2 separate regions of the Homo sapiens genome follow, and region 2 is linked to region 1. A link is a loop called in an ENCODE intact Hi-C map of the cell type or tissue named here. Cell type or tissue: GM12878. All regions are shown on one strand. Links, peaks and the distances in the headings refer to the core of each region. The heading gives the core; the rest is flanking DNA.

Region 1 (5,890 bases), core at 282-5,281:
TTTTAGAAAAGTGAAACCATGATTGGGTTACATTAGTGTGAGTTGTAGAAACCAGGTTAAATCTGACCTTTGGGACATGGAGACGGTCATCTGACCCAGGGCGGGTCACATTCAAAGAGCACAGACAAGGTCCCCCTGAAGTCAGTGGGACATTTGGGCCTGAGACTATGAAACTGAACTAGAACTTATGGGCTTTAGGGAACAAGCCCAAAAGCTCCTAAATTTCCTCCTTGAAGATCTCCTCGCTACTGTTTTTCTTCTAGATATTCTGCTGCTTTGACAGGTACGCCACCCCCTGTCTCCAAACTCACACGTTCAACCCAGTGATGGGTGGAGACTGGGAGGCTCTGTTAGTCTCTCTTTTCAGTAGCCTGGCCCTAAATTAAAGGGCCCATGGTTTTCTCTAGTTGAACACACCCCAGGCTCCCAGCCAGCCCCTGGCCCTCGAGAGGGGTTGTTTTTGATGGCAGGAGGGAGATAAAAGTGAATGTATTTTAGGATCTTGTTACTAGGCCACAAGGAAACACTGGATGGAAAGTCTTATGAATTTGAAAAGACCTTTTTTTTTTTTTTAAATCAAATCCAAGGAACCCAAAAGGCGTTAAGCTATTGTTTAAACATAGACCCAGTGCCCAAACCCTGCACACTAGTTTGTAGAGGTTGGAAGAGGCAGGATGGAAGGGGTTAATGGTGCTATTCTTTCTTGAATATTCTGTAACACACCACAATGAGCCAAAAGCAGTCACAGGGAACCATCATGAGGAGTAGCATGTTTTTACCTATGTTAACTCCAACATCCGCAATAGCTGAACCTTAGAATTATTATCCGAATTGTGCATACCAGGAAACAACAGATTTGATGAGTTTAATAACTTGTCCAACATTACAAAGTTAGCAAGAGGTAGGGTCCAGAAATGAACAGCGTCCTTTCTTCTGCAGGCTGGCTCCCATGAAATACTATTCTTATGCCTGTTGAGGTCTGATGTGGTATCACATTATACTACTGGACCAGCTAGGGGGTCAAGAGCATTATGCCATCTCTGTAGTATGCTTAGGGGTCAGTCCTGAAATGAGCAGAGTTCACTTTCAGCCATGAAAAGGATATTCCGAGGAACTGATATCTTAGATTGCTTTCTTTTAGTGCATAGACATCACTTGAGAGGCTTCATGTTACTGAGACATCTTGTAAACTTTACAGCTACTGTTTTACACTTCATCAGCATTCCTGATCTTATTATGGTGTTCACTTCAAATAATGTTGGGTGTGTAAGAATCAAATGCAAATTGTACAGTATTTGACACGGATGTCTTTAGGAGCCAATATTTCCTTAAATATCATGGTTTCAGTGTTATCCACTAATGCTTTAATAGATAGGGTTTCTTTGCATTCATAAATGGTAATAAAGATACGAGTTGTCTACTATAAAACCAAACACTTATATTTCCCAACTACTAAAACATCTATGTAATCTTGAATCCATCTGACCTAAAGGAAGGAAAATGTTCTCAACCCAGGCTACACATTAGAACACTTGGGAAGCTTTGAAAAATTCTTAATGAATGGGCCCCACTCCTAGACCAATTAATTCAGATCTCTGAGAAGTGTGGTCTGAGAACTGATGGTTTAGAAAACTGTACAGACAGTTCTAACATGCAGCCAGCTTGAGAACTACTGGGTTTAGACAAGAATGGATTTTTTTGTTTTTTGAGATAGAGTCTCACTCTTTCGCCCAGGCTGGAGTGCAGTGGCACAATCTTGGCTCACTGCAACCTCTGCCTCCTAGGTTCAAGAGATTCTCCTGCCTCAGCCTCCCAAGTAGCTGAGATGACAGGTGTGCACCACCATTCCGGGCTAATTTTTGTATTTTTAGTAGAGACAGGGTTTCACCATATTGGCCAGGCTGGTCTTGAGCTCCTGACCTCAAGTGATCCACCTGCCTTGCCCTCCCAAAGTGTTAGGATTACAGGCATGAGCCACTATGCCCAGCTAATATGGTTTGGTTCTGTCCCCATCCAAATCTCATCTTGAATTCCCATGCGTTGTGGGAGGGACCTAGTGGGAGGTAATTGAATCATGGGGCCAGATCTTTCTCACGTTGTTCTCGTGACAGAGATCTGATGGTTTTAAAAATGGGAGTTTCCCTCACAAGCTCTCTCTTTGCCTGTCGCCATCCATGTAAGACATGACTTGCTCCTCTTTTCTTTCCACCATGATTGTGAAGCTTCCCCAGCCACATGGAACTATGAGTTTTCCATGAAATCTCTTTCCTTTGTAAATTGCCCAGTCTTGGGTATGTCTTTATCAGCAGCATGAAAATGAACTAATACACCAGCCAAGAATGGATTTTTAAATTAATGGAGTTAGGTCTGATTAATATCAATGCATTAATGTATAAATGTCTACATTATGCATTACAATAAACAGTTTTGAATATAACACAACTAAAATATATGCAATGAATACAATACATACAGTAAGTCATTAGCTTCCAGGTATAAGTAGATGCTCAATAAATATTACTGAGTTACTGAATGAATGGCATCCTACAAAGTTTTATATGAAAAATTATATTTTGATGAAATTAAGATGCCATCAATTGTAAGATGTAGTATCACTGATAAAGAAAATAGATTCATTAAATTATGACATGCTATCTAGTATGTCACACCCTAACTTCAAAAATGTTAAAAAGGCCAGATGTGGTGGCTCATGCTTGTAATACCAGCACTTTGGGAGGCCAAAGTGGGAGGATCACTTGAAGCCAGGAGTTCAAGACCAGCTTGGGCAACATAGCAAAATCCCATCTATATGTAAAAATAAAAAAATTACCTGGGCATGGTGGTGCACGCCTGTAGTCCCAGCTACTTGTGAGGCTGAGGTAAAAGGATCACTTAAGCCTAGAAGTTTGAGGCTGAAGAGAGTTATGATCGTGCCATTGCACTCAAGCCTGTCTCAGAAAAAAGTTAAAAACAAGAAAAAAATACAATATTTTGAAATTACTGTATTCTCTTTTTCTGCTTAGTCTAGGCCAACTGTTATACCATTAACTTCCACTAGATGCCGCTGTGACCTGCTACTTCAGGTTCCGAAAGGCAATCTGAAAGCCAATTTTCTCCAAGGATTTAAAATTGAAATAATTCACCCCCTTTAAAGACAAAAGATATTTTAACCACCTCATATTTTAGGGGGTTGTGGCTCATTCTTTCTTTGTGTTAAGACCTATCTGAAGTATCTCATGAAGTGTACAATTATTTAAAAAGGAAACTGAAAAGTTTTAATGGCTTGATAGAAAACAATTGCTTCCCTTTTATCCACATCCCCAAATTTCACATTTTGCGTGTAACTCATGACTAGTCTGCAGTGGGTTATAGAGAAGAGATGGTAACACTGATAGGAAGGCTGATGTTGACTTCAATGAAATAAGAAGTAAAACTTGAAGGAAAGAGTATGACATCTTCTGATTTGAAGACAGCAGATCATGGTACCCTGTACCCATGAGTCACTGCTCCCAGAGATAGGAAAAGCTGGGTGGAAAAGAAAATTTGGGCTGATAGGACTGGGTCCTGAGCTTGAAGCCAAGCCCAGTGTTAACCCTGGGCATTGACCCAGGCCCTCCCTGACTGAAAATCTGGAAGATTTTCCCTGCTGGGTGAGAATCACTTTTTCAGCAAAACAATACAAGCTTTAGGGCCAAAAGGAAGCCCATGAAGCTTCCAGAGACGTGCTTAGAGCAATGCTGCTCAAATTCTTACCAATCTCCACTATATGAGAACAGAAATGGACAGTAAGTATCTCAAAACTTGTATAACAAATTTAAACAGGTTTACGTCTGCTAAATCTAATAAAAAGAAATCAGGATTGTATTTCATATGTCTTTGTTTCATATTTCATTTTTCCAGTAATTCAATTCTTTTAGTATTTTACAAAAGTATTGGTCCATAATAGATTGGAATTTTTTAAAAAATAGCCCTTCAGCCCAGATAGCTTTTGAAGCACTGCAGACAGCCCACCCCAAGCTGCTGGAGGAGGCAATTCCAGGACGATGAAGCCATCATACTCCTGAATAATGTTCTAGTAGACCAAACAGCTAAGAAAGGGCTGAAGAACAGGAGCACTTAGATGATAAAGGACAGGATGACTGGAGAGCTAAAAAGAAATCCTAAGAACAGAACACCTCGGGGAGTCCCAGCCTCTGAACCCACAGTCAGCAGCTCACCAGAACCTAACATTTCTGCAAAGGCTCAGAGATTCCACCATTGCCACTCCCAGCAGTTCGCCTGCCCAATGTAGACAATCAGCCTAGCACTGACTTTGGGACAAGAGGATCTCAGGTGGTTACAGTGAAAAGAAAATGCAAAACCACTCAGGATTGCCCAAGTCTGACATATTTAGGTTCAGAAGAGAAACACACAGAGAGGTCCATTGTTAACCCCTTCCTGGTTTGATCCACCCAAAGCCAGCCGGCTTGGATGGAGGGGAGGCGTAAGGCACTGTGGACTTCCATTTATGGGTAACTGTGAGCTGGCTTTTGTCTTCTCTGAAAAATGCCCTGTTACACTAGCATACTGTCAGTGTCTTTTTTGGATAGCCATTTGGTAATATCTATCAAAATGTAAACAGTGAATACTCTTCAACTCAGCTATTTCTCTGCTAGAAATTCATCCCCCAGTTATACTCCTAAAGTAAGCAAAGACATAAATAATACAGGATTCAATACTCTCTGGCTCTTTCTGAGAGAATAAAACTGGATAAAATGTAAATGTCCTTTATAAGAGATTAGTTACATAACTACGGTACATCCACACAGATTAGTATGCACCATTAAAAGATTAAATGCTTCTGCAGTTACTGATATGCAAAGAGTTCCAAGACACAATGTTAAGTGAAGGAAGCAAGTTGAAGTGCAGTGTGTACAGCATGATCCTATTTGTGTAAACAAGAACAAATGCAGTCAGGTACGGTGGCTCATGCCTGTAATCCCAGCATTTTGGGAGGCCAAGGCAGGTGGATCACCTGAGGTCAGAAGTTCAAGACCAGCCTGACCAGCATGGCAAAGCCCCATCTGTACTAAAAATACAAAAATTAGTTGGGTGTGGTGATGGATGTCTGTAATCCCAGCTATTTGGGAGGCTGAGGCAGGAGAATCGTTTGAACCGGGGGGGCGGAGGTTGCAGTGAGCCGAGATCGGGCCACTTCACTGCAGCCTGGGTGAAAGACCAAGACTCTGTCTCAAAAAAAAAAAAAAAAGAAAGAACAAATGCATTTCTGTCATGCAGAGAGACCTTCTGAGGGCTGCACAAAAAGCCGTTCACAGCGATCACCTCTGGGGGGTGGAGCCAAGGGTCAAGGTCGGGGAGGACTTTCATTTTTAACTTCACACTCTTGTATGTGGTCTGACGTTTTAAAAAGCAAAATTGTATCAATTTAATAGGGAGCAAGGTATCTATTGCAGAGCATCAAGAGTTACAAGAGGCCAGGTGCAGTGCTTCCCACCTATAATCCCAGTGTTTTGGGAGGCCAAGGCAGAAGGATTCCTTGAGTCCAGGAGTTTGAGACCAGCCTGGGCAACACAGCAAGACCCTGTCTCTAAAAAAATGAAAATAAAAAATTACCTGAGCATGGTGGTGTGTACCTGTAGTTCTAGCTACTCAGGAGGCTGAGGCAGAAGGGCTGCTTGAGCCCAGGAGCTCGAGGCTGCAGTGAGCTATGATCACACCACTGCACTCCAGCCTGGGCAACAGAATGAGATGCTCCCTCTTAAAAAAAAAAAAGCACTACAGGAAATGGCAGCAAATATCAGTCAGCCAAAGACACAACCTGACACAAGCGGCTGCACAAAATAGTAGTTGCCCTTAAGCTCAAGGGACATCAACAAGGAAAAAACACACA
Region 2 (5,890 bases), core at 503-5,502, 85 kb after region 1:
GGCGATCCTCCTGCCTCAGCCTCCCGAATAACTGGGACATAGGTGCATTGCATTCAGCTTACTTTTGCATTACCTTAACAATAACCAAAATAAAGTTTACCATAATATCATTTATTTTTAAAAAGGGTTTAACAAGGAAATTCATAGGTAAGCCAAACTAGAAAGGAGACATCAACGTCCTCAAGAAACTTTAGAGACCAGCTTTCTCTCTGTTTGTATATAAACCATGTATATATTAATAACAAACCATTCTGATCTATATACTAAGAGAGGGTCAACTGAACTGGCAATGTTTAGTTAGTGGTTATTTTAACTTATTCTTAATTAAAAATAAAGTTATTCTAGCCAGTTGCAGTGGCATGTTCCTGTAGTCCCAGCTACTCAGGAGGCTGAGGCAGGAGGATTGCTTAAGCCCAGGATTTTGAGTCCAGCCTGGATAACATAGTGAGAGCTTGTTTCCATTTTTCAGAAAAGTTGTTCTAGGTAGCAAGATTATGGTGATTTACTCTTCCATATTTCTTCTAAATCTTCTTCAACAAGCTTAATGCTGTAGTCCTGTCCCATATATTTTTAATGCTTTTATAATCAGAAAAATTGACTTTTTTTTTAACCCAAGTCAATTGCATCTCTTTCCGCACCCAGACTTTTCATGAATTTGGTTTGGCTTCTCTTTTAAATTTTCCCAAGACAGCAAGGAAAAGTGATCCAGCTAAGCTTTCCTTTTAGGACTTTTTACTGACTCTCCCCAGCGATTTGAAGATAACCTCCTCCTGAGCTCTCCACCCCACTCTGAAGCTGCGAGGTCCCCACCGAACAGAACACGGTCTCCTGAGTGTCCCACCCTGCTCTTAGCGGGAGAACTCAGCTTTCGGCTCCCATAGGCATGGAAACAGTTACCAAACACTGGTTCCTAGGCCAGTGTCTCTCCTACTGCTAGTTGAAAGAATATTCCATGACTCATTGTGGACTCATCTCCCAAAGATATTAAATCTGAGTTTCAGTGAAAGCCAGTCCAGGTAAGCCCTGTACAAATAAGAACACGCCTGAGCTAAAACCAGGCTGGTGGATTCCAGCATCTTCTCTGGGCTCTTCCTGTGTCTCAGAGCGTGAGCTTGGGCTTCTACTCCGTGCCTGGGGGACCCATGCCCCCTGCCACCCCATGGCTGGAAGAGTACCCCTGTCTGGGAGAAATCAGCTATAAACGCAGAAGACAAGAGCCCTGAGGGAGGCAACCTTTCACCAGGTCCAGGGGCTTCTCCATTGGTCCTCACGGTCGGGCTCATTATCACAGCATCTTCTGATGATGTCTTTGCCTTGCTCCCATCCCTGTGGGTGGTGAAGGGCCGGGAAGGCAAGTGTGCAGGACTGTGGGTGCTGGGCTTATCTGGAGGCATCTGCTGAGGGGAGGCCAGCACATGTTTCTTAAGAACAAGGGCACGCGTCTTATCCCCTTCTCTTCCTGGTGGGCCGGGCTCCTTGGTGCAAAGCAGCTCTTTTTTTTTTTTTTTTTTTTTTTTTTTTGAGATGGAGTTTCGCTCTTGTCACCCAGGCTGGAGAGCAGTGGCGTGATCTCGGCTCACTGCAACCTCTGCCTCCTGGGTTCCAGTGATTCTCCCGTCTCAGTCTCCCAAGTAGCTGGGATTACAGGCATGTGCCACCACGCCCAACTAATTTTGTATTTTTAGTAGAGACGGGTTTCTCCATGTTGGTCAGGCTGGTCTCAAACTCCCGACCTCAGGTGATCTGCCCCCCTCGGCCTCCCAAAGTGCTGCGATTTAAAACAGGTTTATTGGCAGGGCGCAATGGCTCATGCCTGTAATCCCAGCACTTTGGGAGGCTGAGGCGGGTGAATCACCTGAGGTCAGGAGTTTGAGACCAGCCTGGCCAACATGGCGAAACCCCATCTCTACTAAAAATACAAAAATTAGCCAGGCGTGGTGGTGCATGCCTGTAATCCCAGTTACTCGGGAAGCTGAGGCAGGAGAATCGCCTGAACCCAGGAGGCAGAGGTTGCAGTGAGCCGAGATCAAGCCATTGCATTCCAGCCTGGGCAACAGAGCTAGACTCCTGTCTAAAAACAAAACAAAACGAAAAACCCAAAAATCATAAAACAGGTTTCTTTCCACGTTCCTGATAGTTTCTGGCTTCTGCAGCCACACAGACCTTCACCACTTTCTAAGCCTGCATTTGCTGACCATCCCCACATCCTAAACCAAGCCCTCTGACCTCAGTTGTTCCTGCGAGGATGCCTTGTCCGGAGATGGCAGAGGTTCCCGCCACTGCTTTTCCGTGCCTGCCCTCCCGCCACTGCTTTTCCCAGCACACCCTGCCACCCCAGTGTGGAGGCTCCACTGACCATCACGGGGAGAGTTCTATCGGCACCTGCCTCCTGCCCCTGTGAGATGCGTCTTGGGGGAGTCATGTGGCCTCTTGACACCTCAATTGCCTCACTGGCAAGCTAGGGATAATAATGTCACCTCCTGAATCAGCGTGGGCATTCAGGAGCTACTGAGTGTGTAAAACCCTGCAAAAGGCAGAGGCCACTCCCATGCCAGAAACAGTCTCCACGTCTCCTTCTACAGACCCCTCCTCCGAGTCCCCTTGGTCCCCAAGGACAGCACCAGCCATCCTGTCTCCATGGCCTTTGTGTTATCAGTAGGGCTGCCAGACGAAACACAAGACACCCAGTTAAATTTAAATTTCAGATAAACAACAAATAATATTGAGTATAAACATGTCCCGTGCAATATTTTCATTTGCTATATCTAGTGACCTGAATCTAATGAGAGGGCACGTTTCACAGGGCTGGACACCATGTGTGTTTCATCTGTGCTCCCCGACCCTCCCTCCTCCCTCCCCAGCCTGGCACACTGCCGGGCACATGGCCTCAGTATCCAATAGGCCGGCGGTTCTCAGCAGGGTCAGGACTGCCCCCTAGGGGCTATTTTGGAAATTCGAGGAAGCCTTTGTGATTGGCAGGATTACAGTGGGGGACTTCCTGGCCTTGAGGGGACAGGAGCCAGGGGTGCTCCAGGACCTGCCAGAATTGTCCTCTCTGTAGAGAGTTGTCCTTTACCCCACACACCATTCAGGTAAATGACAAACCCGCTTAGGACCGTCTGAGCCTGGAAACTCACTCCATAGGAACATAAAGTGGATTTTGTGCTGTATTTCCAGGAATGCAACTACTGTACTTTGTTTTAGTCTCATGACAAATTGCATCTGTGGTTTTGAGGCCTCGGTATATTACACCTGCATCAGCCCCTCTTTGTGGCTGTGGATTCCTTCAATTGCCTCTTTCTGATGGCTTCATTGTGTCTTCTAGTGTAGATAGAGTGAGTGCTCAAGCACATTAGGCATTGAATATATTTTACTTTATTACAACCCTCCACTTTCCTTGTATTTCCTTCATATTGCACTTAATATATTATGTGTACTTAATGCATGTCTCTCATTTCAGATTCTGTGTCGTGATAGGTATATGTAACAGGAATCTGCACTATCGTCTGTGGTTTTTGTTTCAGGATGGTAAAAAGGCTGTTATAAAAGATTTGTTATGAAAGGGGTCACCCCTAGAACAGTTCTGTGTCTTGATCATAGTGGCGGTTACATGAATTTTAACATGTGATAAAAAGACTTAGAACGATTGCATACACATTGTGCCAATGCCAAGTTTCTCATTTTGCTACTGGACCACTGTTACAGAAGATGGAGCCATCAGGGTAAACTGAGGAAAAGATACACAGGAGCTCTTTGATTATCTTGGCAGCTTCTCTTGCATCGAGCATGATTTCAATATTTAAAAAAAGATTTTTTTGGTGCTTATTTATTTATTTATGTGAGACAGAGTCTTGCTCTGTTGCCCAGGCTGGAGTGCAGACATGATCTCAGCTCACTGCAACCTCCGCCTCCCGGGTTCAAGCAATTCCCCTGCCTCAGCCTCCCAAGTAGCTGGGATTACAGGCCCCCGCCACCATGCCTGGCTAATTTTTGTATTTTTAGTAGAGACAAGGTTTTCCTATGTTGGCTAGGTTGGTCTCGAACTTCTGACCTCAAGTAGATCCACCTGCCTCGGCCTCCCAAAGTGCTGAGATTATAGGCTTGAGCCACCGTACCCAGCCCTGTTAATTTATTTATTTTTAACTTTTATTTTAGTTTCGGGAGTACGTGTGCAGGCTGGTTATATAGTTAAATTAGCATCACGGGTTTATTGCACAGATTATTTCACCACCCAGGTATTAAGCCCCGTACCCAGTAATTATCTTTTCTGCTCCTCTCCCTCCTCCCACCCTCCCCCTCAAGTCAGCCCCAGTGTGTGTTGTTCCCTTCTCTGTGCTCCTGAGTTCTCATCATTTAGATCCCACTTATAAATGAGAACATGCGGTATTTGGTTTTCCGTTCCTGTGTTAGTTTGCTAAGGATAACGGCGTCCAGCTCCATCCATTTCCCTGCAAAGAAAATGATCTCCTTCTTAAAAAAATTATCCTTTTAAGCGAGAGGAGTCACCAAGTCCTGACTTCAGGTTGAGAGCCACCCAAGAGGTGGATCCAAGGGTTTCTCTTCCAGCCTGCCGGCTAGTCCTGCTTTGTGTGGAGTTCCTCCTCAGGAGAGCTTGCCTACGGGAAGGTGCAAGCACCTGAGAGCTCCATCCACTTCCCAGCAGCAGAAACGGGGAGCCGGGCTGCTGCTTCCACTCCTATCTCCAGCCCTTGGTTGCTTGTCCTTTGGGGTAGCCAGACGCAGGCTCAAACCCCAGGTCGTATGGCAGGTGGCCTGGCCTTAGAAAGTCTAAATGAAGGCAGAGGGGCCTCGGCGGGTCACACCCCTCTGCACTGGCTGAGGCCCATCGCCCACCTGGCTCCCCTGCCAGCCCCCAGACCCCGGCCCCTACCCCTCACTTCTCACTGTCGGTGGGCTGCTTCCCTCACTTCTCCCTCCAAATCCACCTGCACACCTGGGCCACGTCCTCTGCAGAATAAGGGAGGCCTTGAATGTGAACTAATTTTATTTAGCATAAGCCCGGCTGCCCGGGTCTTCTGTGCACGTCTCCCAACTGGGATCTCTGGAATCTCTCTCTCCTGGCTGTCAGGTGCACCTGCCCACCAGGCCTCACAGCCCGCATCACTACAGATCCAGCCGGGGTGAGTCACCAACAGCAAAAAAAGGGGGTGGGAGGAGAATGCACGTGTACACACTTCAGAATTCGTGAAGCTCTCCTCCATTCCTGGCTCCGTGTCAGGCACCAAACAGACACATAATTCACAAGTTCTCCCATCTGCCCTGAAGGATTCAAGGTCAGACAGTAGAACTGGGGGGCCACTGTCATCCCAGGGTGCCTCCTTACACATCTGAGCTGCGAGGAAGATTCCGCTCATCTGCAGGGAATTAAAGCAGGTGAGCAAACCGTTACTGCTCAGCTGCTGTTAGACAGTGGGATGGGAAATGCTTAACATTTGGAAAAGGAGAAAAGGAGGAAAAAGGGGATGATTTTAAAGACAGATAACTTATTTCCTGGACAACATTGAAATACATTAAAATATATTGAATTACGTTGAAATACATTGAAAAACATTGAAATTTCCTAGACAGCATGAAATACAACTTGGTCTCTGGGCCCAAGGCCAGAACGGTGGTCCTGTTGCTCCTGTCTTAGGTGAGCTTGCTCCCCCCTCTCCTGGCCCTCTCTCTCTCTCTCCCCTTCTCTTCTCCTTCTCTCCTTCTCTCTCGCCCTCTTCCTTTCCTCTCTTCTGTTTGGTCTTCCTCCCTCTTTCTCTCTCTTCCTCTCCCTCCTGCTCTCTCTCCCCTACTCCCTGCTTCTCTCCATGTTATCCCAGGATTCCTCGTCACCTAACAACATTGTCACCTGCCTATGAGTGGGACGTTGAATGTG

Evidence for each region. A loop is a pair of places that touch in the nucleus more often than their neighbours do. Peaks named below come from ENCODE experiments on the same cell type or tissue, not always from the same donor. Only the 100,000 strongest peaks of a DNase experiment are listed, where the experiment ranks them.
Region 2: it touches region 1 in a loop (10-fold over the local background); 18 of 110 quality-filtered maps call a loop at or near these places.

The regions. Positions count from the first base shown.
Region 1 is chr21:36,501,365-36,507,254 of GRCh38, forward strand. It overlaps a transcript of CLDN14 not described here. Among named protein-coding and RNA genes, the nearest start is that of CLDN14, 24 kb to the left of the region's middle. In GM12878, for the core only: a CTCF peak has its summit at 3,057 (motif pointing right); no DNase peak of the experiment used is centred there; H3K27ac peaks cover 1,867 bases.
Region 2 is chr21:36,586,634-36,592,523 of GRCh38, forward strand. No RefSeq gene overlaps it. Among named protein-coding and RNA genes, the nearest start is that of CLDN14, 110 kb to the left of the region's middle. RefSeq lists a silencer at 2,823-2,882 and an enhancer at 3,013-3,062. In GM12878, for the core only: a CTCF peak has its summit at 2,932 (motif pointing left); a DNase peak (open chromatin) is centred at 2,958.